7 separate regions of the Mus musculus genome follow, and regions 1, 2, 3, 4, 6 and 7 are each linked to region 5. A link is a loop called in an ENCODE intact Hi-C map of the cell type or tissue named here. Cell type or tissue: heart. All regions are shown on one strand. Region 1 overlaps Gm39816 (a long non-coding RNA gene). Region 2 overlaps Clint1 (clathrin interactor 1). Region 3 overlaps Gm39816 (a long non-coding RNA gene). Region 4 overlaps Ebf1 (early B cell factor 1). Region 5 has its middle 4.6 kb from the start of Ebf1. Region 6 has its middle 9.7 kb from the start of Gm22284. Region 7 overlaps Ebf1 (early B cell factor 1).

Region 1 (4,000 bases), 1.1 Mb after region 5:
TTCCTGATAGAATGCTTAAGCAATTTTCTGTGAACTTTAACAGGATTAAGGTTTGCTCTGGGAAGCCAATTACCCACATGTCCAATTACCCACACACACAATTGCCAACTGTCAGTCAAGGTTCTACTGACCCTTAGCCAGACTTTCCGTTCTACATCTGACAATGATCATCTATCCACACTCTCCCTACCCCATAAAATGTCCCTGCCAAGTGTGAATCCGGGGAAGGGGCCACCCAGGTCATTTTGCTTATACTCTTAATTCTGATACGACTTTGGTACGTGCTTCCAAAGTTTTCTGCCGTCTTTTGGAATGCCTGGAACCCACAGCACAATCAGAAATAAATTCATTTCTCTTGGTGTCATTGAGATTTTTTTTTTATCTATTGCCTCAGCTAAATAAATCTACCATGCTAGATTCACACTTTAGAAACGTGCTTGAATTTGCTAACTGCTCACTAGGTGCTGAAGCCTACACTAAACACTTCCCATATATTAGCTGACAGACAACACTTCCCCACAGTGAAGATCCCATAACTAGGGCTGGTTACCCAAGCAGGAAGTGGCTCCACTTATGAGAGAGGTCATAGCAGCAATGACAATACCAGCCAGCATTTCCAGGATGCTCACAGTATGCCAAGCACCAGAACGAAACTCTTTAAACATTATTATTTGTAACCTCACAAAGATGCTCTTAAAAAAAAAAAGTTTAACCACTAGCGGTAAATTAATCTCTGGTAGGTTAATACACTCCATTTAGAAAAGACAAGAAAACCAAACGCTTTCCTAAGACAAATTTCTAATAATAAAGCTCAACCCAGTTCTCTTGCTTAGGGACAGAGAGAGAACATGAAGCTACTCTTAAAGGGGACATGATTTCCCAGGGGCACATTAGCACCATTGGATCAGAACTGGTGGGAGGATTTTTTTATACACACTTTCTAAGGAGAAATATTCTTAAAGACTGAGAAATACACGCATGCATACATGCATACACACACACATGCACACAGATGCACACACACACACGCACGCGCACACACGCTGGTTAGAGCCCTCTCAGGGATCCTTCAGGAGACAAAGCTTTGAATGTTCACTTCAAGATGCAATGCCCCTGCTCTTTGAACAAAGAAATCATCTCATATTGCCTCTGAAGACTTGGCTTGGTTTAAACTAACCTCAAATTATAGACATAGGAGGGAGAATTAGATTTTGATTTAAGGAACAGAACAGGCTGAATCGGAATGTTTTTGTAATCTTTCTCAAAGGGGATTAGAAGGTCTGGTGTATGCCTATTGGACCTCAGTGCGGCTGGATAGGTATTTTTGCTGGTTTTGTCTTGTTTTGTTTTGACTTGATTTATAGTCTAGGCTGACCTGGAACTTACTATATATCTCAAGTTGACCACAAACTCCCCCCTGAATATTAGAATTGCAATCTAGAATTACAGGGGTGCACTGCCATTCCTGACTTCCTCTGGTTTTCATGGGGGGCGGGAAAGGGGGGGGAGTTGGTAGGATTGGTTCCGTCTCATGGAACTTCGGAGTCAGGGGACATAGAAGAGGTCTCACATGAGACATCTGTATGACTGCAGATTGTTAAGTAAGTGAGTCGACACTGGAGAATTCTAAGGGCAGGAAATTTAGGACACCTGGAGCCTCTGAGTTCCTTGCTACCAGAAGGAAGAATCAATCCTTTGACACTGCAGTGTTGTCTGAGGTCATACCTCTATTTGCAGAGCGCTCCTCCAAAGGTTGCTGACAGAGTAACTGTGGAGTGATTAAGGACAGTCACTCTAAAGACATGCAGGGTTTCATGTTACCCTTCACTAAAATATAAGCCTTGAAAATGTGGCTTTGAACACACTCAGATATTTTTCTCTTCCCTATGGCAAATGTAATGAGACTATCTAATATAGGACTTGTTGAATGACTGAATTTATGTCTTGTACCTAATATTGGCATCATATCTGTGTTTGCCAACACCATTTAGTAGTTCTATTTAGCCAGAGCATCTTCAGTCATATCACACTATAGGCAGGATAGACAACAATCCTTGGGAGGCCCTGACACTGTCTTCTTGGAAGAATGCTCTCTATAAAAGGAAGGTCAAAACCCTGTGTGTGAGTGCACAGATCTGAGAATGGCCTTCCAGCAGACTCCTGGGTAGGCTTATACCCCAGGATGTAGCAGAGCCCAGGGACACAGAGACACGCTCAGATCTGCAGTCTTGGCACCCAGAGCTCTGAACATCCCTGACCTATGGTCCCTAGAGGACCACCCTGACTTTTGCAGAGATAGAAACAGCCTCTCTCTGGCACAGACTCCCAGATATAGGAGCCTCATTGGGCTAAGTCAGAATACAGCTTCAACAGCGACACCCTCTGGCAGCTAGAAGAAAAAGGCAGAATTCACAAATAACTCTCAGGTCAGAATTCTCAAGAGAAAGGTGTTTTCAGTCCCGATAGGTGAAGACCAGATTGGGTAAATGTTGGGAAACTAAATCTATTGATCTGCCTATTTCACAAATAATTATTCAAGATTTATCATGTGAAAGCCACCATTCAAAATACATAGGAAATCGCAGCAAGCCAGCTATCCAAAAATGTGTGACTATGATTCTATTGTTTGGTTATAGAGGAGCTCATCGAAGCCACTAGACAAAATTAAATTGTAATGTCAAGTTCTCTTTCATGTTCTTATCTCAGCATGCAACTTAACCCTGACCCTGACATGGGGAAACTCACACATGAGGTTGGCTATCCTCTGCCAAAAACTGGTCTCTTTGGTCTAACGAGTGACTGTAATTCTCCCAAGGAGAATACTCACCAGGGTTCAGACTGTACAAATGCAGTAGTCCCTACTGGCATGCAAATGGCCTTGTACACAGGACACACCATGTTACTGTCACTCACCAACATCTCTGTGTAACAGAAACAGTGAAGGAAAAAAATCTAAAGAGAGAAAAATCTAAGGGGTGGCCTTCAGAAAGATTGTGGTGAAATAATGTGGCATAGCATGGGGGAGAAAGCATGACAGTGTGGAGACCAAGAGGCATAGTGGGAGGACCAAGAGGCATAGTAGGAAGTGCAAGCGTCCTGCCAAGACATTAAAGAAAAGTGTAGAGAGACACAAAACCAGTTTTTCTTTTTTCAGAGTCACTGAAAGGAGAGACTAGAAGACTGTATGGTGATCAATAATGATTCAAATGACATCTCCCATTAAGACTACATGATTTAGGGGCTGGAAAGATGGCTCAATGGTTAGGAACACTGGCTGCTCTTCCAGAAGACCCAGAACTCAAACAGCCACTCACAACTGTCTGTAAAACTCCAGTTCCAGGGGATCCAACAGCCTCTTCTGGCTTCCACAATCAATGTAAATACAAGATAAACAGGTTTACATGCAGGCAAGATGCTCAGACCCATAGAAACAAAATTATTTTCTTTTTAGAAAAATGACTATGCACTTTAAAAATCCTTATTTTTACAAACACCTGAACCCATAAAAATGGGGATTCACTTTTTTTTTTCAGTAGGCAAAGTGGTTAACAAAATGGAGACAGTCTTTATTCAGCAGAGGAAGCTAACAGCTCTCAGTGAGGTTCTAATGAGTGAAAACTACAAGAAGCTTGGTAGGGTTCTGTTTCTTTCTGCAACAGTGTCTAACCTCTAACTCACAATCCTCCTGCCTCAGCCTCCCTTCACCATGTGCTAACTCCAAAGCTCTGGTTGTAAAAATACCTCTGAGAGGTACAGGAAAATGATCCAGAGATAATCCCAAGGTTTGGTCTAGCCAGCTGGGGTGTGAAAAACACATACAGTGTGGCCTAGATAACAGAGTTGCAAGATCTGTCTGAAGTAAGGGAGGGCGCAGCTGGCAGAGGACAGAGTGGGATGGGAGGTCTGTTAGCTGCCTCCTATGTGGTGTGTGCTATAAATCACGTCTAGTATCTCGTGAATTCAGTGTGTGTGTGTGTGTGTGTGTGTGTGTGTGTGTGTG
Region 2 (4,000 bases), 1.3 Mb after region 5:
ATTAAAAGTCTTCAAGAGCCCCAAAAGTTGTGGGTTCCTAAGGAAATAACTTTTAGTTATATTATCGCATTAGTTGTGCAGTTGGAGGGGGTGTCCCTGGCATTCAGGGGACACTTTTCTTGGTAGAGTCCTGTTGTGGGTGTCGGTGTAGGAGCTGCACTGTTTGTTCTGTGACCTGACCAACTGTCTATATGTGACTGTCTCAGTGCTGATGTGGATCTGTTTGTCAGTGACTTAACTAAGCTAAACTCCTTGAAGGAACGAATGGCAGCAGACAAGGTCTAAAAGCGCTGAGCCTTGATCCTTCCGTATTTAGAAAACAACTTTTGATGACTTTTAAAAAGCCACATAGCAAAAGAAGGGAGGATATATGAGTAGTAGCTATCTAAATCTGATTTTATTCACTCATTTATTAGTTTTGATTTTGTGTTGCTGTGTTCATCTGTTAGAACACACATTCAGTAGTAATGGGAACTATATACATCAGATGAACTCACATTTTTATGGCTTTTCTTCCTTCAGATCCCATACACATGGCTGTTTAAAAAAAAAAAATCAAGTGTTTTGCTGTCTTGTGTCTTACCCTTTGAAAGCGTTCTTTCTTGCTATAGGATGGCTCTCAGTTATTAACTGAGCATCACCTGTCTGTCAGGCAGGAGAGCAGCACCAGTTTCTATGCTGTCTTTTGAGGTGTACAGAGCCTCTTCCCAGTCTACAGTTGAAACCAAGGTTAAAACAAAACTGCTTCATGAAATGGGGTTGGAATCAGGTTTTCTGTCTCCCATGTTCTTGTCAAAAAACTAGAAGTCTCAAGGAAAAGTTAAATATCATTTCCCAGTAAAATATTATGTAGCCAGTGAAGGTGTGAGGTTTACAATAACTAATAATTAAGTTTTTGTTAGAGAAAAACACTGATACAGAAGGAAATGTTGGTAATAGTTTTAAACAGTTGTAGAATATTCTCTTTGTGTTATGTCTTTTTTAAATGTCACACAGAATTGTCCACTGTAATTTAGTGTAAGAGAACAGAATTCCTATAAACACAAACCCGACCTCTTGTAAAGCACGGGCAGAGAGAAGGTGAACATCCTGGCTCTGTGATAGACTTGAGCGTGTCCGTTTGTCTTTGAGATCAGACCATGTCTCCTGGACTTGGGCCAGGGCTGATGACATTCCTCTGCATTCTTGAAAGCTAAATTCTTAAGATAACTTAAGTGTGTAATGTCGTGTCTTTGGAGTAGCCTGTGAGCAGAGCTGCCCCCCACTCCATAGATGTGGCTCATTAAGACATACGTTAGTATCATTTAGTTTTCATGTGTTGCTCAGTTTTGATGCTAATCTTTATGTATCTATATGTGTGTGTGTGCACATGCACATGTGCATTTTCCCTCTGCAGCACCAATGTGGTTATGAATTACTCAGAGATTGAGTCTAAGGTTCGAGAAGCAACGAATGATGATCCCTGGGGACCTTCTGGGCAGCTCATGGGAGAGATTGCCAAGTAAGTGGTAATTTGACTCAACAGTACAGAAAGAATCAAAGTGTCTTTACACAGAAAGTGAAGTTTGCTTTCAGTTTTAACCTGTTTAACTATCAGCCATATGTTCTGCATAATCCATTTTGATTAGTGTGGAGAGTTTTATATAGGTTCCATTCCCATTAAAAATTAGCTTTTAATGATGCGTCAGCCAAGACTTAATAGCTTTCCTTGCAAATTTTGAAGAACACGTATAAAATATTTGAAGTAAAAAAAAATCACACACTTTTTTCTTGGTGACAATGTGGGGCACTGAGGCCATGAAGAAAAAGCTTGCAGGATGGCACCGTGATTCCTCATGATGTGCTGTGTGTTGTGAAGAATAAGAGGAAGTGTGTTTTAGGAGGAGTGTCATTAAAATTTGATTTCGGCTTATTTTTTTTCTAAGCTGTTTGGGTAGTCCAAAGAACCTAGAGCAAGGCTGCCATCTATTGTCAGATTTATGCTACTACAGATGCTTAAGGAAACTCCTCTCTTTCAGGGCTACCTTTATGTATGAGCAGTTCCCAGAACTCATGAACATGCTTTGGTCCCGGATGCTAAAAGACAACAAAAAGAACTGGAGAAGAGTTTATAAGGTATGGTGGAAGCCTACAAGAGCGAGTGTTGACATGACTGTAGTCCACTAAGTTTCTAGACTTTTCCGAGACACACACTGTTTTCCAGTCATAAACAGCCCTTCATAGTACAGAGTGTGTTCAGACTTATGTTCTTCTAAATATTGAAGATTTTTATTGTTTCTTAAATTTTTTCCTACTAAATCTGTTGAGGTGTTTTGAGTATTTAATCTCTACTCATATGCAAGTTTGCTACTTGACTGTTTAAAATTAAAAACCAGTCTCATGTTTGTCACCTCTGTAAACAGCTTTGTTTAATTTGTGGTTGGGTGATAGCACCATTCCGCTCAGCGAAGTCTATAAGCTGGGACTGGCACTGAGAGTGAGGTGTGCAGACTTCTGGCTTCACCTGTGTGTGGACTTTTCCTCGGATTCATCTCATTTTGATTCTGTATTTCTAAAGCAAGGTGATGGTCTTCCTAGTTAATCATGTTTTCCTGCTTCTCAAAACATGCTGTACGCCAAAAGGATTCACTCTCACACGTAGCAGACCACAGCAGTGTTCACATTTGCAACGTGACATTTTGACTCTCAGAATTAAAAACCTGTTTTAACTAGAATTTTGTTGTTACTGTTACTGTTGTTGAGTGTCTGAGTGTAATGTGCCACTGTATGTGTGTTTGGAAGTATAGGGAGGCCAGAGCTTTGCTCCTGTGTCTTCCTCAGGCATTCCATTTTATGAGCAGAGTCTCACTGAACTCAGAGCTTTCTGATCCAGCTAGCTTGCTTGGGATCCCTGTCTCCTCAGAGTAGAATTACAGGTGGCAGCCAGGCCTGCCCAGCTTTTTATGTGGGTGATGGGGATCCAAGCTTCTATACCAGTGTTTGCATGGTAAGTACTTTATCCACTAAGCCGTCTCTTCAGCCCTCCCCCCTGTTCTAATTTGGTGAGGGTGCTGGGGAGAACAAAGTCTCTCTTTGTAGCCCTGGCTAGCCCAACTAAGTATATAGACTATGTCTTAAACTACTAGAAATCTGTCTGCCTCTGTCCCCCAACTATTAGGATTAAAGGCATGTGGCACCATGTCCAGCAAATTTTGTGATTTTTATGATGTTTGTTTCCTAAAATATTCTCTGAGATTTCTATAAATTGTATAATTTTTCTAAAATGGGGGCTTTTAAAGATTATTGTACTTTTTCAAAAGATTAGGAAATCTGAGTAAAATGGCTACAGGGCAACACTCTCAACATTTAGGTGGCTGAGGCTGGAGGATTACCGTGAGCTAGAGGCCATCCAGAGAGGCATGATGAAACCCTGTTTCGAAACCAACCCCCCCAGATTACTTACTATTAAGTGTGAGTTTGTGCCCTCAGGGTCACCACCCTGCACAGACCTGAAATCATAGTGAAATGAAGTTTTAGGTGAAAAAGCAGAGGAGTGTTTCCTGCTGCGTCACCAGCTTGTGAAGAGCCCTGCTGCCTAATGCCAGCCCGGCCATCATTGCTAGGTGCCTCTGACTCAGCATCTAGCATGCCCACTTAGTTAGCATCCCTTGGCTTAACAATTTTGCAAAGTTTTCCTTCTGTTGAAATCTTTTGAAACCTCATTAGCATCAGAATTGGGTTTTCTCACAGGACACTGCTACAGGGTCCTACAGGGTCTTGTAAAGACAAAAGGATCCTCCCATGTCCCTAGTACTTAGGGGAGTGGCTCCAGAAGGCCAACAGCGAGAGCCAGGCCACTCCTGGAAATCCCATGATTTGTTTGACTAGTGTTAGACTTCAGAATTACTAGTTACTTTAAATCTTAAAGTAGCCATTGCCTAGGTAGTTTGTAATTATTTTCTGTACTAGGAACGTGAGGATGAAGTTCGGACTGTCTTTCGGTCAAACAGAAAGGAGAGGG
Region 3 (4,000 bases), 1.1 Mb after region 5:
TGTTTTCCTAGCTTGGGTTCTATTGTTGTGCTAAGCACCATGACCACAAGCAATCAGCAAAGGGTTTATTTCTGCTTATGGATCCCAGGCCGTAGTCCACTGAAGACAGCCATGGCAAGAACTCAAGAGAGGAATGTAAAGACAGCAACTGAAGCAAAAGCCACGGAAGAACATTGCCTACTTGCTTGCTCTCCACAACTTGCTAGACCTGCTTTCTTATACAGCCCAGGACCATGAGTCCAGGGGTGTCGTCAGCCACAATGAGCTGGGCCCTCTCATGCCAATCAGGAATCAAGAAAATGTTCTATAGAGACTTGCCGTAGTCAATCTAATAAGACCTTTTTGTGTCTAGTTAACAACAACAACAAAAGCCAACCAGGATATCAATGAGGCCCAACAACAACTGTCTCTGAAATCTGCTTTCTGGGCTGGAGAGACGGATCATCATTTAAAGGGCATGACTCGCAAAAGGTCCCAGATCAGCTCTCAGCACCCAGGTCAGGTGACTCACAAGCACCTGCAACTGCAGCACCTAGGGACCTGAGATCACTAGCCTCTTCAGGAATCTGTACTCACATGTAGTGCGCACGAGCACACATACACACACAATTTAATTAAAAATAAAATATTATTTTTAAATCTACCTTCTAGCAACACACACACACACACACACACACACACACACACCAAAACTAGGACAATGAGCCCAAAACCAATGTAAGATTACTTCCAAGAAAACCAACTGTTCCCCGGTTGCACATTGGCTGTGGATGTTGCTGTTTCTCTCCCCTTTACTCTCTATTCAGGAAGCTATTTCAGGTGACACCATTATCATCTATGGAATTCAATAAAGCGACCTGCTCCCCCCTCCTGCCCCACCTTTACTTTCTACAATCCATCTTACAGCGGGAGACCATTATCCACTCAAACAACGTTCAGTTTCATCTGCATTACCACTTCAAGAAAACGCGCAAAGGACTCACACAAATGGGCGTGTAGTAAATTTAGTCTGTTAATAGGTTCATTCTTTATTAGGTATTTATTTCGGGAGGCGAAGTCCTAATTAGATCAAGTGGAAGCACTAAAAAGCTGTGGGAACCCACAGAGATTCTAGAATTCGATGGATTTGGTGTAGGTCTCGGGTTTTCTTTTTATTTTCTTTCTTCAGTTGGCTGGAGAAATGCACGCAGCAATTTCAGGCCCTCAGATGAGAGTTGGAAGTGAAAAAAACAAAAAAACAAAAAAACAACAAAAAAAAATACGTAAGGACCATTTGTGTGAAGAAATAGCATTTGTCTTTCTTCTAAAGTTATCGTGGGCCTGGAATCCAGGGGAAAGTAGCTCCGGAGCCAAGGGTGAGCGCAATTTACTGCGGCAGAGGAATCTAACAAAGGCGGTGGTCTAGATGTTTGGCCTGAAGGCACAATTCAATTTTCAGCTGTTGCAAAGCTATTATGTCAAAGGCTGTTTGCATAAACATAATGTTGTTGCCTGGGTAATATCAGCCAGGCAGGAGTGGAAACATCTGCCCTCTACTGCCCAAAGTAGGAATAGCAGCCTGACTCCCTCACCACCTCAAATTGCTGATATATATTAAGTATATAGACACATAGCCCCGAAATGGCGGACCATCGCCGGAACTTTCTGAAATTTTTCCCCTGCTGGCTTTCAAACCGGAAATGGTTATTTGGTTTTGTTTCAGTGGACTGAGGATGTGAGGAGCTGGATGACGATGTGGGAATCTGTAAGAAAGCCATTTCCTTTCTGAGAGTTTGTAAAAACAATCCCCTCACGCTCTCATCTGCCCACCCACACATACACATATGTGTTTTTTTATCATCACATTGATATTTAATATGTTTCTACTGTAGGAAGGAAAAATAGGCAGTGACTCACAGAGGGGAAAAAAATCAATACATTTCAGTCAGAATAGGCTAGAAATATCACCATTTAAAAAGAAGTTTAATGTTTATGAGAGCCAGAGTGGAACAGGATGTCTTCTCAGTTTCACACAGAAATGTCCGTGTTTCCTCGGGCTTCGCCTCTCTTTGTCCTCTTCTGGGGGTGAGGATTGGGGGGCGGGAACCTTGGCTAAGTGGCGCAGTCAACATTTTACACTCTTAGAGAAGAGTGTGTAATGCTTGGATGTTCGTCCCAAACACAGATGGGGCTTGGTGAGACATGACAAGGCCACTCTGGTCAAGGGTTTTCAGATGGGATGCTGCTGGAGGAGTGGGGCCCCAGACCAAGAGGAAGGGCAAGGGCAAGCAGGAGGAAGAGGTGTTGAGAGAACACTCGTGTGAAGCCAGCACGTCACATCGGTCCAGAAACAGGTGTGGAGGAGAGCACACAGCCAGTGACATTAATCCCAATTGCCAAGAGCCAATCCCCAGGTGGACCCTAACTTCTTTATCCTGAGGTGTGTCTAAAGGCTTTATCCCCAAATGTCCAAAGTTGGCTCACTATTGGACACAAGTTATACCCTGGTATCTAGTAAGGTCATTGCATAAAAACTGAACAGCTGGGGCTAGGGAAGTAGAGTCAGTCAGTAAAGTACTTACCGTGCAAACATGAAGACCTGAGGTCAGATCTCCAGAACCCATATGAAAACCTGGGTACAGCAGCCCATACCTGTAACCCAAGCAGTGCACTCAGTGAGATTCAGGTTCAAGGTAAGAACCTGTCCCAAAAATAAGGTGGAGAACAATTGAAGAAAACATGCACACACATGCACAAATACACACAGAGAGAGAGACAGACACATTACAAATAGAATATTATGTTTACCCTGTAAATAGAAGTAGAATATACATTCTGCCTGGAGTGTGCAGGCAGAATTTACAACATAATGGATTCATGGGTCAGTGAAAGAGATCATTGTCCATCAGATAAGGCAGTCCAGCTAACTCAAAAACAGATTCCTTTCAAATGTTAGGGGCTGGAGAGGTTCACATTAGGCAGAGGTCATATACTTTTTATGTTTTACAAGCAGAGGAAGAGTTAAGCGTCACTCAACAATGTATGACTTGCCAGTGATGGCTTGGATCCTTAGCAGATAACACGTTTACGTTCCGTGACAAAGCAAGTTTGGGTTCAAATCTTAGAAGTTCTAGTGGCCACCTGTGTGACACTGTGACTTCATCTTGCTGTGCTTGGACGTCTACCCTGTGGGGTCACTTGAGAGGATTAGGCAAGAAAACCCAGTATATCTGAGGCACTTTAAACAGTGCCTGGAGTTGAGTGAATGACCTATAAGTGCTGAATGAAATCCACATTGAGTACCCACAATACAAAGAAGAGGCTCAGGTGGCTCCATGTGTACCATCCATCGCAGCTTGAAGATGAATCATGCACCTATCTCCTTCTAGGTGTTTGAGACCAGAACGTTTCTCAGAGGCTCTAGTCTAGCAAAGCGTAAGCTAAATCTGTACATCTGCTGGCGTTTATTAGCAAAGCCTTGGTATTAGGATTCTGCAGAACTCCACTGTGTGGGAAAAGATAAATAGATTGCAGAAGGCAAAGGCTTCTCTGGTTTCTTCCCACATTCCCAGTGGTTTGGCTCACCCACCCACACAGGAACAGAAATCCAGGGCTTTGGTGACCTCACGTCTTCTCAGTTAGTATATTAAAGGATGGAAAGGAAGGATGGAATGGTAATTAGGGAGATGACATTTGGAGTCAGGAAAAATTGGACTTAAATTCCGCCTCCACCCTTTCCTTACATATGATACTGGCTGAGAAGGTTAGACTTTCTAGCCTTCTTTTTTTTATTATTGATAAATGGACTATATGATATTGTTTTCCTACCATCTCCTATGTTGGAAGAATAAAATAAGATAATAAAAATGTTCATAATGTAATAGAACTACAAGGACTGAAGATGGAATTCAGTGGTACAGTATTTGTGTATCATATGCAAGGCCTTGTGTCCAATGCCCAAAACCAATAAATACACAAATAGATAAATAAATCCTAGTGCTTACTGAGTGCAGACTGTGTA
Region 4 (4,000 bases), 280 kb after region 5:
TGCTGCTGCCCAAGTGACTAAACCAGCAGTGTCCTTTGAGGAGCTATCATGTGCAGCAAATCTATAAACTCAGACCTCAAATTTTAGAATTGGCATTGTCCTAGGTGTTTTGGATTCAGTTCTTTGGCATAACTCAATCCTTATCGGGGACAAAAATGTCAGTGAAATTATAAAATATCTTCAAGGTATTGTGTCAGGTTAATCTATTTGTTAATAATGTTTTATATTTTTCTTCATATATAAAAAAGTCTCTAATGAAGATCACTAAAATACACAACATTCGGGTCTCAAACAAAAGTGGAGGGACACTGCTTTGTGCTGTGTAAATTCCTCAGAGTGCTGGTATCATTTATAATAGATGTGCAAATTCAGGGTGTGTTTAGTGGCCCTTGTAACTTGTAACACTAGAGATGTTTCTATGCCTGGAAGCTTGGCAGCATTTTCAATGTTACTGTGTTTAAATTGGCGCCTGTGATGTTATGCAAGGGTGCCATTTTTCTGAACTTGGAAACAGAAGAAGGAAATGGAGAGATTTTACTATAGTTCATATGTGGGTCTGTGTCTTAGGGGAGAAATAACTTTACTTGGAAAGGGAATAGTAACACTCTGTGAAGGTAATAAGCATCCACCCTCTACACTGGGGACAAGGAATTACACAACTGGTATTTTATGGAACTTTGGCTGTATTTATAGGATCAAAGTGACCATTTTAGCCAAACAGGACAGATATTTCAGATAAGCAACAAAACTAAAGGGGGGCTGGGCTTCATCAATCAAAGCAGACTTTGAAAATCTCAAGTTTGAATGTCTCAGAGCTGCAACTTCCTCATTTGTAGAGTAGAATAATCTATGTGAGCTTGCTCACCACTCAAAGTTAATATCAATGGTGAAGCCCTGCAAGCACTAACCAGTGTTCAAATCATCAGGCATTAAATGCCAAGTACCATCAGCATCCATTACTGTGCCAATGGGTGCAGTTCCTGTCTGCATGAGATGTGTTGTCTGGTTAGCCTGATTTTCTGCACACATGTACACACACACATGTGCGCGCTCGCGCACACACACACACACACACACACAAAACTGTGCATAGGAGTATGTCTACATACAGACATTAAGGTTAAGCTCAAGAAGAGCAAAGGGAAGGGCAGAGAGTGACTCAATGACAAAGACAGAAGAGTCTGAGACTGGACTGAGTTTTCTAGACTATGCTAGAAACCACCAGCCTCATGCAGTAGCTGCATCTTTTCAGAAAGGAACTGTGTGGAAGCAAGCAGAAACTTTCCTGAGGAAGAAATACCAGGAACATTTCACCTGCATTTGCATTTGTGCATGCCCCCATCTTGGGAGGAATCGCTTTCTTCTTCATCATTCTTATTCCCATCTCACATTTATTCCCCCTCTTACTCTGAACATCAATTAGCTCATTTAAATTCACCGCAGCCCTCGTGAAGTGGGCTTTTAAAAATAATTATTATCCCCAATTAAAGTGGCAGAAGCTTGGAGTTAGGAAAAGGGATTTGCACCCAGAGGTAAAGAGCGAAACTGGCCAAGGAGCTGTGAGGGTCCCTCTATCCACAGGCAGTGTTGCATCTGAGCCCAGAGCTACCTCTAGGGTAGGATAGGGGAAGTCAGCCATACTCAAAACGGCGAAAACTGCCATCCATTCATTTAGCTTTGGGGAGTAACTGGACTTTGAACACAATTATCGTGTTGTAGAAATGAATTGGAAAAGACAAATATCTTGGCTTTTCTTCTCACGGTTCTGGCAGGATAGTTCAGATCCTGAACAGTCCTGCAGGAAGTTTAATCAGTACCACAGAAGGCTTACATAGAGATGGAATTCCCACTCCTCGTCATGTGCAGATAAGTTTGATGATCCACATTTCTGTCCTTGTGACGTCACAGATCATCACCACGGAAACATCTGTGCTGTAACAAATGCTGGCTTGCAGCACCACTGGCCATGTTAGGGAAGAGAGGAAACTGGCTCAGCATGATAAGGCTCCCAGTCATGAAAGTTCACTCCAACTCTCCTTTGCCGTGGCAGCTGTACTGTGGAGAGAAATACAAACAGCGAGTTATTTGCAAAAGCGAAAACCATGGCCCATCAGTTATTGTTAAAAGTTGGGCAAGGTTGAAATGCAGCTCAAGTACAAAACACGGGTTCCTTCAAAAGTCACTATCTATGCTCTCTTGCATAATGACAGTGGAAATCCTTCAGGGCACTTCTGCCCAACTGCTTGTACAAAAGCTGTATGCATACAGCAGGAGACACGCTCAGGAGCTCAGCCAGGCTCTCGGAGCAGATGTGAAACACCAGAGTGGCCATGGTAGGCTTTCCAGACTTGTTTGATGAGCCAGTCAGTGGCAGCATGAGTCCCCGCAGAAATGAACTGCTCAGAATTAAGTGCTGACTTGGGGAGGAGTCATATGCTGTGTGCACTGGTGGGTTATGGGTGGGAATCTAGCCTTTAGTCCTATGTTGGCTTGGGCTATGGTTTGCATAATATTTTGAATTAGCAAGAGGGTGACATGGTAGATTAAAGGGGTCGTAGATAAGGGTCACAGATAGAAACAGATTAAAATGACATGTGCATTTGCAAATGCCCCAGTGAGTTTTCATTGCTTCTTATACTAACTTTAGTTAGAATTTGGTTAGAATTCTGTTGCTGACAAAAATAAGATTATATAGAAAAATACAGATGCAAATTCTTTTTATAAACTAAACAGCTGGTAGTGCAAGGCCCATATACTCCAAGGGCAGCAGTTATATATACTTCAATAGTATTCTTTTTCCTGTTGAAGTAACTCCCTGCCTACTCCTGTGAAGACTTGCTTTGTAGTCCTTTTGGCAGGATTTGAAGGTATCACTCCTAACAGATCTCCTGGAATATGTAGGGTACCTCATGACTGGCAATTATGGCTAACAGTTCTAGGCTTGGTTATATAAACATGGTCCCAAGATCTGTGCTATCCAATAGAAGATGAAGTTCTACCAGTGTACTGTCCATTAGCTCTTTCTTCTGGTAATATAAATAATATGAGTAAGTAAAGAAAATTTCATAGTAATTAAACATTGAATAAGTTGTTTGTGGATAGTGGCTCCTGCAGCTGGACTCAACAGGTTAAATAATGGGATTGAATTACAGTTCACTAGCCCCATTGATGATAAAATATGAGGGCTAAACTCTGAGCCTATGCATGAGTAGATTGTGTGTGTGTGTGTGTGTGTGTGTGTGTGTGTGTGTTTATGGCTATGGCAGTGGTGGTGGGGGGGGGGAGATTCACAGCTTAGCACCATCTACTTCCAGAATGGGAACCACCCCTCATCACCTGGCTAAAATGTTTGTAAGTTGAAGGGATCGGAGAGTGTTTCTACCCACACATTCTAGCAACATACTAAAATCTGGATAGGAAGTTCCATTGTTCTCTGCCATCTAAGCTGTTCAGTGAAGGCACCTACTTAGACCCAAAAGCTATGCCAATATCTGGAAAGGCTAACTTATTTGATGGTCTGCCGTGTGCACCCACCATGTGGTGTGGAGTTACTGTGAAAGGGTGGATGGGATGTCCACAGATGGGTGCAAGAGTGGATGGGATGTCCACAGATGGGTGCAAGAGTGGATGGGATGTCCAGAGATGGGTGCTAGAGTAGATGGGATATCCACAGATGGGTGCTAGATTACTATGGGGCCCTTCCTTCCTCCATAGCAGTTATTGTCTCTCACAGTTCTCTTCACAAACATACATAGAAACACATCTACTGATCATATGTCTGTAAAAACTGATGAGAAAGGCTCTAAAATATCCTTCACTCAGGTGACATAGCCATATATTCATCTCAGGTGTAGCTGGGAAGTTTCTCATGTCCCTCTTCTCTAGGTTCCTTGTCATTGAGGGCAGAGGTGGTGACACTAGATGCACCCCAGGCATTGCCTCTTGGTGGGCCTCTGGATGCTACCCTGAATGCTCCCATAATCCAACCTGTCCAGTTGAA
Region 5 (4,000 bases):
CTTTGATTCTTAGGATGTCTTTGCGGCAGTTAACACACACAAGTGCGGGCTCAGACTCGCGTGTACGATCTTGCTCGGTACCCAAGTTCTGTGCTTGCACACTGTACTCACATAAACTATGTCTTCACGTGACTCTCATGCACACTCGAGATAGAGGTGCACCTGTGCACCCCTTGGGCCCGCACTGAAGCACGCGCGCTCACACGGAGCCAAGAATGCACTGTTCAGACCCTCAAATAATGTAGCTGAGGCTCGCTGATTGAAAACCCGTGTCTGCATTCACACCACAGGCACTTTAAACAAAGCTACCAATAAGGACCAGGAAGCGCACAGCGCCACCGCGCAAATACCCAGAAAGCTGCCCCCAAAAAAGGAGCACACAGTTTTTCTCACTTGGGTATCCTGAACCCACCTCTCGAATGCGCTTTTCCTTTCTTAACTTTCCTTTAGGGAAACAGGCCCTTTTCTCTCTTAAATCTTTATAGCCCCCCCCCCCAACTCCCTGCTTTTTTTTTTCTTTCTTCCATCTCAGTTTGTTTTAAAACTTAAGCAGTGTTAACTTATAAACTGCTGGAGAGCTCCCTTCTAAAACCCTTGGATACCCCACCCCACCTCCTATGTGGAGAAAGCCAGCTTTAGTCTCCTAGGCAGATAAGCAAAATTCTCAAAGTGGGGTACCAGCTGAACTCCACCCCTGGGCGGCACCAGCCTAGAGTTCTTTTTCTGGAACACCACCAGCTATTTTCTCTCAACTCAGAATTACGTCGGGTTTTAGCTATCCGTGCTCAGACCAAGACTGAACCATGTCCCCCCAACCCACAATTAAAACACATGCTCAGCTGTTCTGATTTCTGGCCTGTAGTGGACATCGTGGACATCGGACATCATAGCAAAGTCCTGTACTTAAGGTCGTTTCATTAGGCAAGCTTAGACCTTAGCTGGGACTGGGAGAGGACGTGACACAGCTAGGGCTGGAGCTGGCACGTCCCTGGGGAGTCCTGTCTGGGAAGGAGAGGGGAAAGGCACCCACTTACATTACAGCGCAAACTTGTTTTCAAATAATCATATTCGTTAAGATTTTCCTGAAACTACACTCTCCTGACTTCTGTGTGGTTTGTCCTCACCGTGACAAGCGCCCTCTCTCTCTTTCACTCTGCTCCCCTTATCTCCCTCCCCCGCTATGTGTAACCAGGACTCAGTGCACCCAAGAATTCTAGTGGTGTTGAATAGCCCTTAGCTGCCTCTGCCGGGTGGAGGTTTGACTCCAAGGTTAAGAGCACTGGTCCCTGAGACAATGTCTTGGTAACTTTATTAGCGGTGTGGCAGGAACAAGATTTCATTCGCTTCCGCTTCTCTTAAAAACCCTCCGTTTCCTCACCTGTACAATGGGAGTGGACTGTAGTCGCGATTGAGTAATTTCATGTCCGGTAAACCTAGCAACAAATGGGATCTATTTATTGTCTGGGACGATCCCGGGGGAAACCCGAGAGAGGCCTCAGCTCGTTCTGAGAGGGGACAGTTTTGTGGAACCGCACCGCGCCTGGTCCTACCCACGTTGACTGCAGTCTCTGCGACAGAGCCTTAGAGATTGTTTAATCGTTCTCTACCTCCTGCGAGTGGCTGTCACCCTCTTCTTCAGTTTTCTAGTTGGTTCCAAGAAAAGGAGGGTTATCCCAGGGACAGAGACTGGATGAGCAAAGGAGGGACTTTTCCGGAGCGCCGCGAGGTCGCAAGCCCGGATCAGAGTCCGGATTTCCGGTGGCGTTCTGGCCTGCGGCTCCCACGCTCCCCACAGAGGTGGGTGAATGCCACCCGGGGACAGACCAGGGTTTAGTGGGCGCGTGGGTCCCAGTGTTCGGCAGTCCCAACACGCATCCGTGGTATCTTCCCATCGCCCTCGCCCTTGCCTGGCTGCACCCCGCTTTCCCAGGACTCCAGGTCGCTACAGACTCTACCGGGTTCCCTTGATAGTGGCCTGGCTTCGGCCTGTCCCAGTCACACATCTCAGACGTCTAGTGGCCCGCAACTCCCCAGAAGCTCTCAGAGGGCCTTTGAGCTTAGGCGCTTTGTCGCCCACTTCCAGTTCTACCCAGCACTGGATGAAGAGCCCGTTGTCCCACTGGGGTCGCAGCTACCTCTGGCAAGAAAGCTAAAAAAGGTGAGGGGGCAGTTCCCCGACTGTTGGGTGGGGGGTCCTCAAAAAGAGAAAAGTAGAACACGCTTCAGGACAAGTCCCAAGCCTGCCTCCTGGGGGCAGACAAGCAAAAGCCATCCCCTCTTTTCTTGGGACATTCCTTCTGATCCCAGTTCCACTCAATTCAGGGGGGTCTTTCTTTTTACTGAAAGGCAAGCAGGGGAGCATAATTTTACCTGAGCCCCTAGAAGTTATTGCATCATTTTATATGCCCCATGAAAGGGGGTCTGGGTCTACAGAAGTTCGAGATGGCCTGGGTGCCACTGGTTGGGCTTGAAGAGCACAGGGGGAGGGAATTCTTGGGCCCTAGCCTCAACTTCCTCCAGCACTGGGGGACCTGAGAAGCTGGGCAACCCCACTTGGTAGTGTGGACCCTCTGAGAACCTATCCATGACCACCACCCCATCTCTCCAGCCACAGCTGAAGAATCTGCCAGAAGTTCGACAGGAAAACATCATTCTAGAAGAAACATATTCCTTTACAGTGGCTCCTTCCCTGTCTCTTTGTTTGGGGAGAAGGCAAGAATTTTTAAATGTCTTTAAATATAGATTCCTAGGTACCAATGCCAGAGGCTCTGGTCCTGCAGCTGTGAAGGAGGCCCAGGTATCTGAATGTTCACACACACACACACACACACACACACACACACACACACACACACACACACAGAGAGAGAGAGAGTTCTCTCTCTCTCTCTCTCTCTCTCTCTCTCTCTCTCTCTCTCTCTCTCCCACTTCCTTTTGGCTTCCTTATACTTAAACATTTATTATTGGATGCAGAAGCCACGTTAAAAGGCAATTCACCCAGATGAAAATCTACAAATGCACTTTGCTTAATGAAAGTGAAATATGCCCACTATCCCAGGTGAGGTGTTGGCTGCCTGTCAAGCCAAAGGGAATTAGGGCTATCCAAAGATTCTTGCCTCCCTCTCTTTACCACCATCACTGCCTTCTCCTCCTCCTCCTCCTCCTCCTCCTCCTCCTCCTCCTCCTCCCCCCTCCTCCTCCTCCCCCCCTCCCCTTCCTCCTCCTCCTCCTCCTCCCCCCCTCCTCCTCCCCCCTCCTCCCCTTCCTCCTCCTCCTCCTCCTCCCCCCCTCCTCCTCCCCCCTCCTCCCCTTCCTCCTCCTCCTCCTCCTCCTCCTCCTCCTCCTCCTCCTCCTCCTCCTCCCCTTTCTCTCCTCCTCCTCCCCTTTCTCTCCTCCTCTTCTTCCTCCTCCTCTGGCTTATGGATATAAAAATTGCTTCCTTTTTAGTTAATTTCTGGAGAATTGGGCTGCTATAGCTGTCATTCTCTGTTCCAGTTTCTCTTTTCTGGATAGTGGGTTTCATGTGCTGACTGACACCAGGATCCTTTGTAGCCGACCTCCGACCTCCTCTGGAGGACTATGTTCTTTGTGACTCTTGTTAACCACAGGCCTCAATGTGACTGTGTTTCTCCTCATTCGGGCAATGATCCTTTCTTGACTGTGTGCATCACTGGAACATCTACCCCACTACATTCAACTTTTAATGTTTTGGCTTGATTACTGAAAAGTGGAGACTCAAGCAGTTAAGAAGAGTTAAGCCTAAGTCTTAAGCTAGGGCTTCCTGGGACCCATTGTAGAAGGGTGGCCAATGCTTCCTGATGCCCCTACCTTGAAGGGTCACCACTGAACTTAAGGAAGGGGCTTATTCTGTGTACTCCTGACGTTAAGAGGATCCTGGGTCTGGGACATCAGCACAGCTTGGAGCTTTGAAAAAGTTTAAAGAGGCCCAGCTTCAATTGTGCATTTAAAATCTATAGAGATGGAGAATGTTCTGGTGTCT
Region 6 (4,000 bases), 1.0 Mb after region 5:
GAGCAAATGAGACAGGAGTCAACCATTGTGTGGGGTGAAGGGTGGGACACGGCTTCTGTGTTCTCTCCACTTCTGCCTCAGTTTGATGTCTTTCAGAAGTTATTACCCTGAGAATAACAGTAGGGTCAGTTACCATTCGTGGGGAGGGAGGGGGGCCTAGCAAGTTTCTTCAAGAAGCAACTCAAGTAGCACAAATGGAAAAGCAAAGGAAGAGATACACACACCACTCCACAGGAGTAGCCTGACTGTGTGCTGCCATCCAGGAGGCAACAGGGACGACGTAGCCTGCAGGTCTGAGTGATGCTTTGGGGGGAGAAGGTCTGAATCACGGGGTGTTTCCAACTGGCTGAAGGGAGGGAAAGGAGGCTGTATGGACTTGTACTGAGCATCAGGGGGATATATGAAGGAAAACAAGACACAGCACTACACGGGAGGAAAACAAACATTCCAAACAGGAACGACGGAAGATAGGCAGCTAAACCGGACCAGGAAGTGGCCCCTGCCATGTCTACAGTAGTCTTTGTAAAATACAAACATGACCTTCCCTTGGGCTTCATAAATCCTATCTTCTCTTTTCATTGTGCTCTCAGTAAAGTCTCAAATCAAGATCTACAATGCTCTGTGTGTCTGGCACCTGCCCATTGAGCCTCCCCTCAGTCTGTCTGCACCTCATTCCCCCCCACACGCCTCTGTAAATGCAAAGGACATATGACTATTTCTGCAGCCCATGCTGTGGTGGTCAGCCCTACAGCCATGTGTATAGGTGAACACTGATTGGACTTAATACAGCCCAAGGATCTAAAAGAAGACATGAAGGTGTGGGGAGAAGAGAGACACCACGGAGGAGGTAGGGAGTGAGAGTGGGCGTGATCAAAATAAAATGCATTTGTGTGAAAATAAATCAATAATTCAACCTGCCCAAGGTAAATAGCGACCGTCCCTAGACTTCTGGCCTCTGAGAATTTTGATATGCCTTCTTGGGCCTATCTTTCAGTTTCAAAATTCTCTACAATGACTGTGTTTCCAGTGATAATTTTCTAAGGGACTTTGAAAGCTGCATGTGAGGAAAAGAATGAAGGAGCAAACTTATCAGTAAAGTCTTTACTAAAGACCATGAATGAGGACACAGAGCACCCACAATGGTATGATCCACTAGGAACAAGGGACAGCCAAGTCCCGACACAGACTTACGACATTTGTGTGGACCGAGGCAGACCTCAAGGAAAGGTCACTGTACTCTTCCAAAGAACGCTTGCAAGCAGAAGCCATGGTTTGGGAGTGGAGAAAGTCAATGTATCTCTGAGGCTTTTATTTGGTTTGGTTTCCTTTTAGCTTAGAGACACTAAACTATTTTGTTAAGTTCAGCTCAGTGCTGAGAAAAAGCCCCTTCTCTGCACGCACCATGTGTGGCTTTAGAGTTGTCATCTGGGGAGTGTTCTCTGTTCTCTGGGTTTGTTTTGGTTTTTTGTAGCACTGGCCGTTGAACCCAGGACCTTGTACAGGACAGCCAAATACTCTCCCACTGAGCTACATTCCCCACCCTGCTTGTAAAACACTTTAAATAAACTTTGGTCATTTTCCAACACATTAAATAATAACTCTTGGGAACTGGCAAGACAGTGGTTAAGAGAGCTTGTTGCTCTTTCAGAGGACCCAGGCTCAGTTTGAGCAGTCCACATAGCTCAAAACCATCCCTAACGCCAATTCCAGGAAGATCTGACTCCCTCTTCTGGCCATTGTAGGCATTACACATACAGAGCACACTGACACAGGCAAATAGGAAATAACTGATATAAGTCAAAAAATTTTTTTAATTAGAACTAATAGTTTTCCACAGATGGAAAATTAATAAAAAGGGTAGTTAGAAATGGTTCATCTACTATCAGTGAATAATTTTTAAATGATTTATACTTATCTTATATGCATTGATGTTTTACCTGAATGCATATCTGTGTGAGGATGTCAGATCCCACGGAACTGGAGTCATTATACAGTTGTGAGCCACCTTGTGGGTTCTGGCTATTGAGCCCAGGTCCTCTGAAAGAGCAGCCAAACCATTGCGTCGCCTTTCCAGCTCATCACCCTAAATCTTAGCTTCCTTCCCAGTCTGTTTTACAAGATGTTAGGGAGTTAGGAGCTTGCTAGACACACGTTTTTAAAGAGCATTTTCAAGCCACCTTGAGAGTTGGAAAAGTTATTTGATTCCACGGGAAGAGTGATCAAACCCAAGATCCTACAATCAGAAAAGGAAGCCAAGCCACTGGGGGCAAAGCATCATCCAACAGCCCCACAGATGGACAATGAGCCAAGTGAGAACTCAGAGGCCTAGACTCTCAACCAGTGCTCTCTCCATAGGCAACCGTCTTTCTGAGGCTGCCTCCTGGCCACAACAAGCAGGTTTGGTTTGGTTGGTTTTGTTTTACCAACCCTTTAGAACTTCCAGACTTCCTGAGTAAGTGTTCTGTAATTGTGGGTTTTAGCATTAGTATTCTTTGTAAAAAGAAATCTTTTAAAAAGAAAAGAAAAAAAAAGGAAAGGGAAAGGAAGGAAATGCCTGCTTTGATAACTATAAATGTGGTCCTGAGTAAAGTTCCCAGCATTCCAAGAGCCAGACATGCTCTTTACTATCATCTGTATTGCAGTCTACATGCTATGTACACCAGCGAAAGCTATATGTTTAAATTAACAGAATTAGCAGTAGACACTGGCTAGGGATAGTGTTCAACAGTTCAATGGCCATGGAAAGTGCTTCTGTGACAGGCTCAGGTGCCATCACCTGGCTCGAGAAAGTGGCCATGCCCACCTGTCCAAGTGCAGTGGGATGGGCTCCTTACCATGGCAACTGTGAAGCCTCCTCAGAGGAGCGCTCCCCTTCCCTGGAGCCCTGCAGCTGTTTTAGGGTGTACTTTGGATCCTCTGGGCCTTGGACCTAAATCCTAGGAACTGGTCTCCCCTAACCCCATCCCACCTTCTCTCTGTGCCATCATGAGGTCAGCGAAAGCTATAAACGTGTACAATTAGCTCCAAGGAGCAGCCTTGAGTGCAGGAGAGGGATTTGCAAGTCCTCCGAGGGCCATGAACCCCATTTGGAGGGTAGAGGATGTGCCTTGGATTTTTGCTGTGTTTTTCCTTTTAATTGGGCTTATTATGCTACAACCCAGCCTTTGAGTCACCTAATAGACACAGCCTAAAAATGGTGTGATTGAACTGCCATCTTCTGCAGGGTGAGCAAATTTATTTTATTAAGTAAATTAGCCGAGCTCCTAGGGAGACAGAGCCAGCACCTCAGAGGAACATGGTTCCAAGCTCATAAACAGGACCTCCAAATGAGCTGTGTCCCATGCCCCCTTCCTCTCCATGACGTCATTATACCCTAAGGCCCACTGCCCACTGAATGGAGACAGGAGTTCAGATGAGAGAAACTAACTAATGGAGATTGCAAGTGTCAGCACAGGTCAGTCTGTCCTAGTGCACACACAAGTGTCAGCACAAGTCAGTCTGTCACAGTGCACACACAAGTGTCAGCACAGGTCAGTCTGTCACAGTGCACACACAAGTGTCAGTACAGGTCAATCTGTCACAATGAACACAAGTGTCAGCACAGGTCAGTCTGTCACAGTGCACACACAAGTGTCAGTACAGGTCAATCTGTCACAATGAACACAAGTGTCAGCACAGGTCAGTCTGTCACAGTGCACACACAAGTGTCAGCACAGGTCAGTCTGTCACAGTGCACACACAAGTGTCAGCACAAGTCAGTCTGTCACAGTGCACACACAAGTGTCAGCACAAGTCAGTCTGTCACAGTGCACACACAAGTGTCAGCACAGGTCAGTCTGTCACAGTGCACACACAAGTGTCAGCACAGGTCAGTCTGTCACAGTGCACACACAAGTGTCAGCACAGGTCAGTCTGTCACAGTGCACACACAAGTGTCAGCATAGGTCAATCTGTCACAATGAACACAAGTGTCAGCACAGGTCAGTCTGTCACAGTGCAC
Region 7 (4,000 bases), 210 kb after region 5:
ACACACCACACAAACATACATACACACACACACACACACAAACATACACACACACAAAGAGAGAGACAGATATCTATCTATCTATCTATCTATCTATCTATCTATCTATCTATCTATCTATCTATATATATATCTAGAGAGATGAGTTCTGGGCCTGTGATAGCCCTGACTGGTAGGGCTTGAGTTCACTTTCAATCTGAAAGAAGTAATGGGGAGCTGTTAGGGAGAGCTACTTTCAGGGAATTGAAGATGAGGGGGAACATGTGTGTCCCATGCCAATACAAAAGGATAGGGGCTTTTCTACCATAGGGCAATGGGCTTCTATCCAGCCTGTTCCTCCTGGAAGTGAATGCTCAGAAGCCTCCACACCTGGGTTTCGAACCTTAGATGCCAGCAAAATACAGATGTGATATTTTCAAACCAATAACATACAGTGATGCACATAGGAGAGAGACACGGAATTGACAAGAATGTAATACCCCACATGAGAACATGATGGTATTCAAATAGAGACCAAAGAAATAGCACTCAATAGCAAGTACACATAAAAGGGAAGCTCTGGTGTCCCCTGGTTTTAGAATACGTGCGGGTGCTTTAGTGTCAGAGAAACTAAGGCAGCCATCTGGATCATGGACGGACTTCCTGAATAATAGGAAGTCTGTCTCGTGTGTCCAAGAGTTAAGGTGTTTTGTTTTCTACTGCTCTTGGCAGGGGCACGAGAACAAGAATGGGACTTTGAAGGACCAAAATAAGAGAGATGCTAGCTGAGGACACAGTGCAAGAGTGTTTATATTGAGCTGGGAAGTTGTGGCATGAAGACTTGGCTAAAGGCGGGTAAAATGGCTACCCTCGGAGCTTATTAAGCTTTATTTTAAAATGTTAAGCAGAAAACCTACACCCCAAGGAGGGACCCATCTCCAGCTAACGGGGAGAAGAGAGGCTCTCGGATGCAGGCTGTACAACTCTTATGCATTTGACACCGGACTTAACAGCAGCAGAAGGAGAAGGGATGGAAAACCAAGGGCCCAGACAAAATGAAAAGTATAAGTAGATGTACTGAATAAATGGAGGACATTACGGTAATGCAGAGCTCAGATCTCAGCTCCATTTGTAACAGTGAAGGAGAGATGATGGAGGAGCATGAGATAAAGTTACAGCAGTTTGGATAGCAAAAGAAAGATAGAGTGGAAAATGAACAGCCCTGTAAAGAGGTTGCACAGTCTGGCTCTGTGAGAGTGGAGAGTGGCTGTGTGTTAACTGCCAGGGAAAGGGATTTTTTTTAAATGAGTTAGGGAATGTAGATCATCTTTGACTTTCCTTGTAAGAAATCATAGTTATTGAATGAAGATATCGTGGCAGAATTTCATAAGTGAGATATTTCAAAATATTTTAAGGCTTGGGACCGTGGCTCGGTGCACAGCACTTGCCTAGAGTGTGTGAGACTTTGGTTTGTATCCTTAATCAATTAATAAACATTTAGATGGGAAAAAAACAATCTTGCTTGCTTCTTTGTGAATGCCCTTTGACACCTTTGGCTTTGCACATATACCTTTGCTTAATTCACTGTAGGGTTTAGGGAGAGAGGACAGGATTATAAACAGTGATGGGAGGGGACCAGAGAGGTGGGAATGGGGACTCTGGGGTTCCTGATTTTGCTCATTCTATCTTTTTACAAGTTTCTCTAAAGTGCTCTGAGTCTTATTGGCAAAATGGAGGATCCGGAAAAACAGTTGCTAAGGTCTTTCTTCTGAGAATTCTCAGTCACACAGCTTCACGAATGACCGAAAAGCCAAGGCTGAAGTCCTCCTCTCTCTCGGTTCAGCATCCCAATTCCCTTAGAACCTTTTCTTCTGAAGCTTCCTGTTCATGTCTGATACCTAGTGACATCCGTATTTCTTTCTTTTTTCTTAATGTCTCAGTGTACAAAGTTAGGTGCTAGAGAAACTTGTAGGACTTGTGAAGATTGGTTTTTAAAATGTTAGCCTCCGTGAGACATGGCGATACAGCTCCTCAGTGAAGACCCTGTTTTCCTTTTATAAAGGAACTAGTTTTCATTTCCAGCGAGCACCCTGAGTGGATCACCACTGCTTGTAACTGCAACTCCACCTGATCTGATCTTCTGGCCCTCACATATCCAAAGCTACATACAGACACATTGAAAAAGAACGCAAATAGATCTTAGGGAGAAAAAATCTAACCCCAAGCAAGACAATGTGTGAATATCTTCATGAAAGGCCCAGTTAAAATCCATTCTTAGAAGAATTTTAGAGGATCCTCCTTTTTTTCCCCCCTAGGCACACTCCTGTTGAATGCTTCTGGTCTCCAGAAGTATCAAGTGTTGCAGTTGACATTTCAGAATGCTGGTGGTGTTTGAGGTTATGGGAAGCAGGATTAGTTTGGGTGACAGGAGGAATAGGGTTTCTCAGTGGGGTACATATTTGAAAAGACCCTAGTGCTGTCAGAGGAAATGTGGTGACAAGAAACGTGGGTGAGATGGAGAGGAAGGAGCTGAGAAGTATCTAGTGTACCTGAGCAGAGACAGAGGGGCAAGCTCTTGCCATGTTAGTTGGAAGGATGCTACATTTATCACAAGCAATAAGAGGAAACTCTAGTAGAGAGGGAGGAGCAGAGCCACGGTTGGAGATGGGAGTGGGTCCTCCTGTGGTAGTGGAGGCCTGAGGAGGACTTCGTTACAGGAGGGGTGAAGGAGGATTGGCAGGAGCCCACAAGAGGAACGTCGTATAGAGACATATTTCAGATCCTCTTGGGTATTTATATTCCAACTGCAGACTTTTCTATTGAAAATATATCAGAAACAGCTCTCCAGTCTTTAATATAATTTGCCAATTTTACTAGGGCCCGGTGGAAGTATATGTTTTACATTGAAGAGGTATAGTTTTAGGAAATATTTTCTTGCCAACTCGCTGAACAAATATCAGCCTATCGAGTGTGAATGCTTGCTACAGCTCTGTAGATTTATTACTGAGATGACTATACGTCGGGCTCACATTCTGGCCTCTTAGGAATGCACCAGACTTTCTCTGAGAACAATCTGGCCCAGTTACATTTTATTACCCATCATACACACTGGCCATGGTCAATACTATGATATATTTTTTTAAATTTTAGCTTACATATCGAACCTACATTCTACGCACACACACACACACACACACACACACACACACACAGAGAGAGAGAGAGAGAGAGAGAGAGAGAGAGAGAGAGAGAGAGAGAAAATAAGTGCATTTTAAGAGCCTCCTTAATTTCCTCACCAGCTGCGAATAATGGAAAAAGAACTTAGCCACAGTACCTGCCAATACGCGTTGCTTTTTGCAGCTGTCTTTTGTGATCAAATAAATAATTTGTAAGATATGGATGGCAAAAAGATGTGACTTCTGCAGAGCCCTCACCTGCCAGCACTCCTCCATGTGGTCTGATCTGCAGACAGAAGCAGAGGAAACAACCTTTCTTCTGTTTCCCCTGGAAACAGAGAGCCAGGCTGCAAGGTTAATCATTGGAATTTTGCAATTGTGATGGAGGCAAAATAGAAATCAGGCCTCACCTGGGCTGCTGGAAATTTGTCTTCAAACTTTTTAGAGCCCAATCTTATCTTCTTGTCTGAAGCCGGGACAGGAAATGCTTTCAATGTATTGTTTCAAATCCAGATTTCCCACAGAAGCGAATCCTTCTAGGTGATATATAAAAAAAGCTGTAGCAATCACTTTTAGGATGCTAAGTTGGAGGGAAAATAAATAGAGGTGTGTAAATGGCGTCTCCACGTGCAGAGCAATTCGCTGGGAAGACTTGTAGAGTCTGGCAGGAGTGAATCTATCCATTGACCAAATGCTTTTCTTAAAATTATTCTGGAAACTCTGATAGGACAACAATCTAAGGTGATGCATATTAAAATAGGTAATAATCACTTTTGATAAACAGGATACTCCAGAGTGGAGCTTTTAGCACAAAGTTTATTAGTTCTAGTCTGGGGACAGTGCAG

What was found. A loop is a pair of places that touch in the nucleus more often than their neighbours do. Peaks named below come from ENCODE experiments on the same cell type or tissue, not always from the same donor. Only the 100,000 strongest peaks of a DNase experiment are listed, where the experiment ranks them.
Region 1: it touches region 5 in a loop (2.6-fold over the local background); 6 of 42 quality-filtered maps call a loop at or near these places.
Region 2: it touches region 5 in a loop (3-fold over the local background); 14 of 42 quality-filtered maps call a loop at or near these places.
Region 3: it touches region 5 in a loop (3-fold over the local background); 10 of 42 quality-filtered maps call a loop at or near these places.
Region 4: it touches region 5 in a loop (4-fold over the local background); 6 of 42 quality-filtered maps call a loop at or near these places.
Region 6: a loop joins it to region 5, with 1.9 times the contacts of the local background. A loop is called at or near these places in 4 of 42 quality-filtered maps.
Region 7: a loop joins it to region 5, with 2.2 times the contacts of the local background. A loop is called at or near these places in 6 of 42 quality-filtered maps.

What each region holds. Positions count from the first base shown.
Region 1 is chr11:45,734,451-45,738,450 of GRCm38, forward strand. The region is part of intron 2 of Gm39816 (a long non-coding RNA gene); the gene reads right to left. Among named protein-coding and RNA genes, the nearest start is that of Gm39816, 16 kb to the right of the region's middle. In heart, a CTCF peak has its summit at 2,391 (motif pointing left); a DNase peak (open chromatin) is centred at 2,271; H3K27ac peaks cover 397 bases.
Region 2 is chr11:45,882,314-45,886,313 of GRCm38, forward strand. Clint1 (clathrin interactor 1) reads left to right here. Exons shown (of 12, transcript NM_001045520.4): 2 at 1,397-1,501; 3 at 2,019-2,115. Among named protein-coding and RNA genes, the nearest start is that of Clint1, 32 kb to the left of the region's middle. In heart, a CTCF peak has its summit at 1,976 (motif pointing left); no DNase peak of the experiment used is centred here; H3K4me3 peaks cover 390 bases.
Region 3 is chr11:45,677,352-45,681,351 of GRCm38, forward strand. All of the region lies in intron 3 of Gm39816 (a long non-coding RNA gene), which reads right to left. Among named protein-coding and RNA genes, the nearest start is that of Gm35282, 24 kb to the right of the region's middle. In heart, a CTCF peak has its summit at 1,540 (motif pointing left); a DNase peak (open chromatin) is centred at 1,550; H3K27ac peaks cover 496 bases.
Region 4 is chr11:44,895,506-44,899,505 of GRCm38, forward strand. All of the region lies in intron 8 of Ebf1 (early B cell factor 1), which reads left to right. Among named protein-coding and RNA genes, the nearest start is that of Gm51859, 190 kb to the right of the region's middle. In heart, no CTCF peak of the experiment used is centred here; a DNase peak (open chromatin) is centred at 1,936; H3K27ac peaks cover 1,071 bases.
Region 5 is chr11:44,611,512-44,615,511 of GRCm38, forward strand. No RefSeq gene overlaps it. Among named protein-coding and RNA genes, the nearest start is that of Ebf1, 4.6 kb to the right of the region's middle. In heart, a CTCF peak has its summit at 2,257; DNase peaks (open chromatin) are centred at 220, 1,840 and 2,470; H3K4me3 peaks cover 2,272 bases; H3K27ac peaks cover 1,302 bases; H3K27me3 peaks cover 2,565 bases.
Region 6 is chr11:45,627,727-45,631,726 of GRCm38, forward strand. No RefSeq gene overlaps it. Among named protein-coding and RNA genes, the nearest start is that of Gm22284, 9.7 kb to the right of the region's middle. In heart, a CTCF peak has its summit at 1,732 (motif pointing left); no DNase peak of the experiment used is centred here.
Region 7 is chr11:44,822,587-44,826,586 of GRCm38, forward strand. All of the region lies in intron 6 of Ebf1 (early B cell factor 1), which reads left to right. Among named protein-coding and RNA genes, the nearest start is that of Ebf1, 210 kb to the left of the region's middle. In heart, no CTCF peak of the experiment used is centred here; no DNase peak of the experiment used is centred here.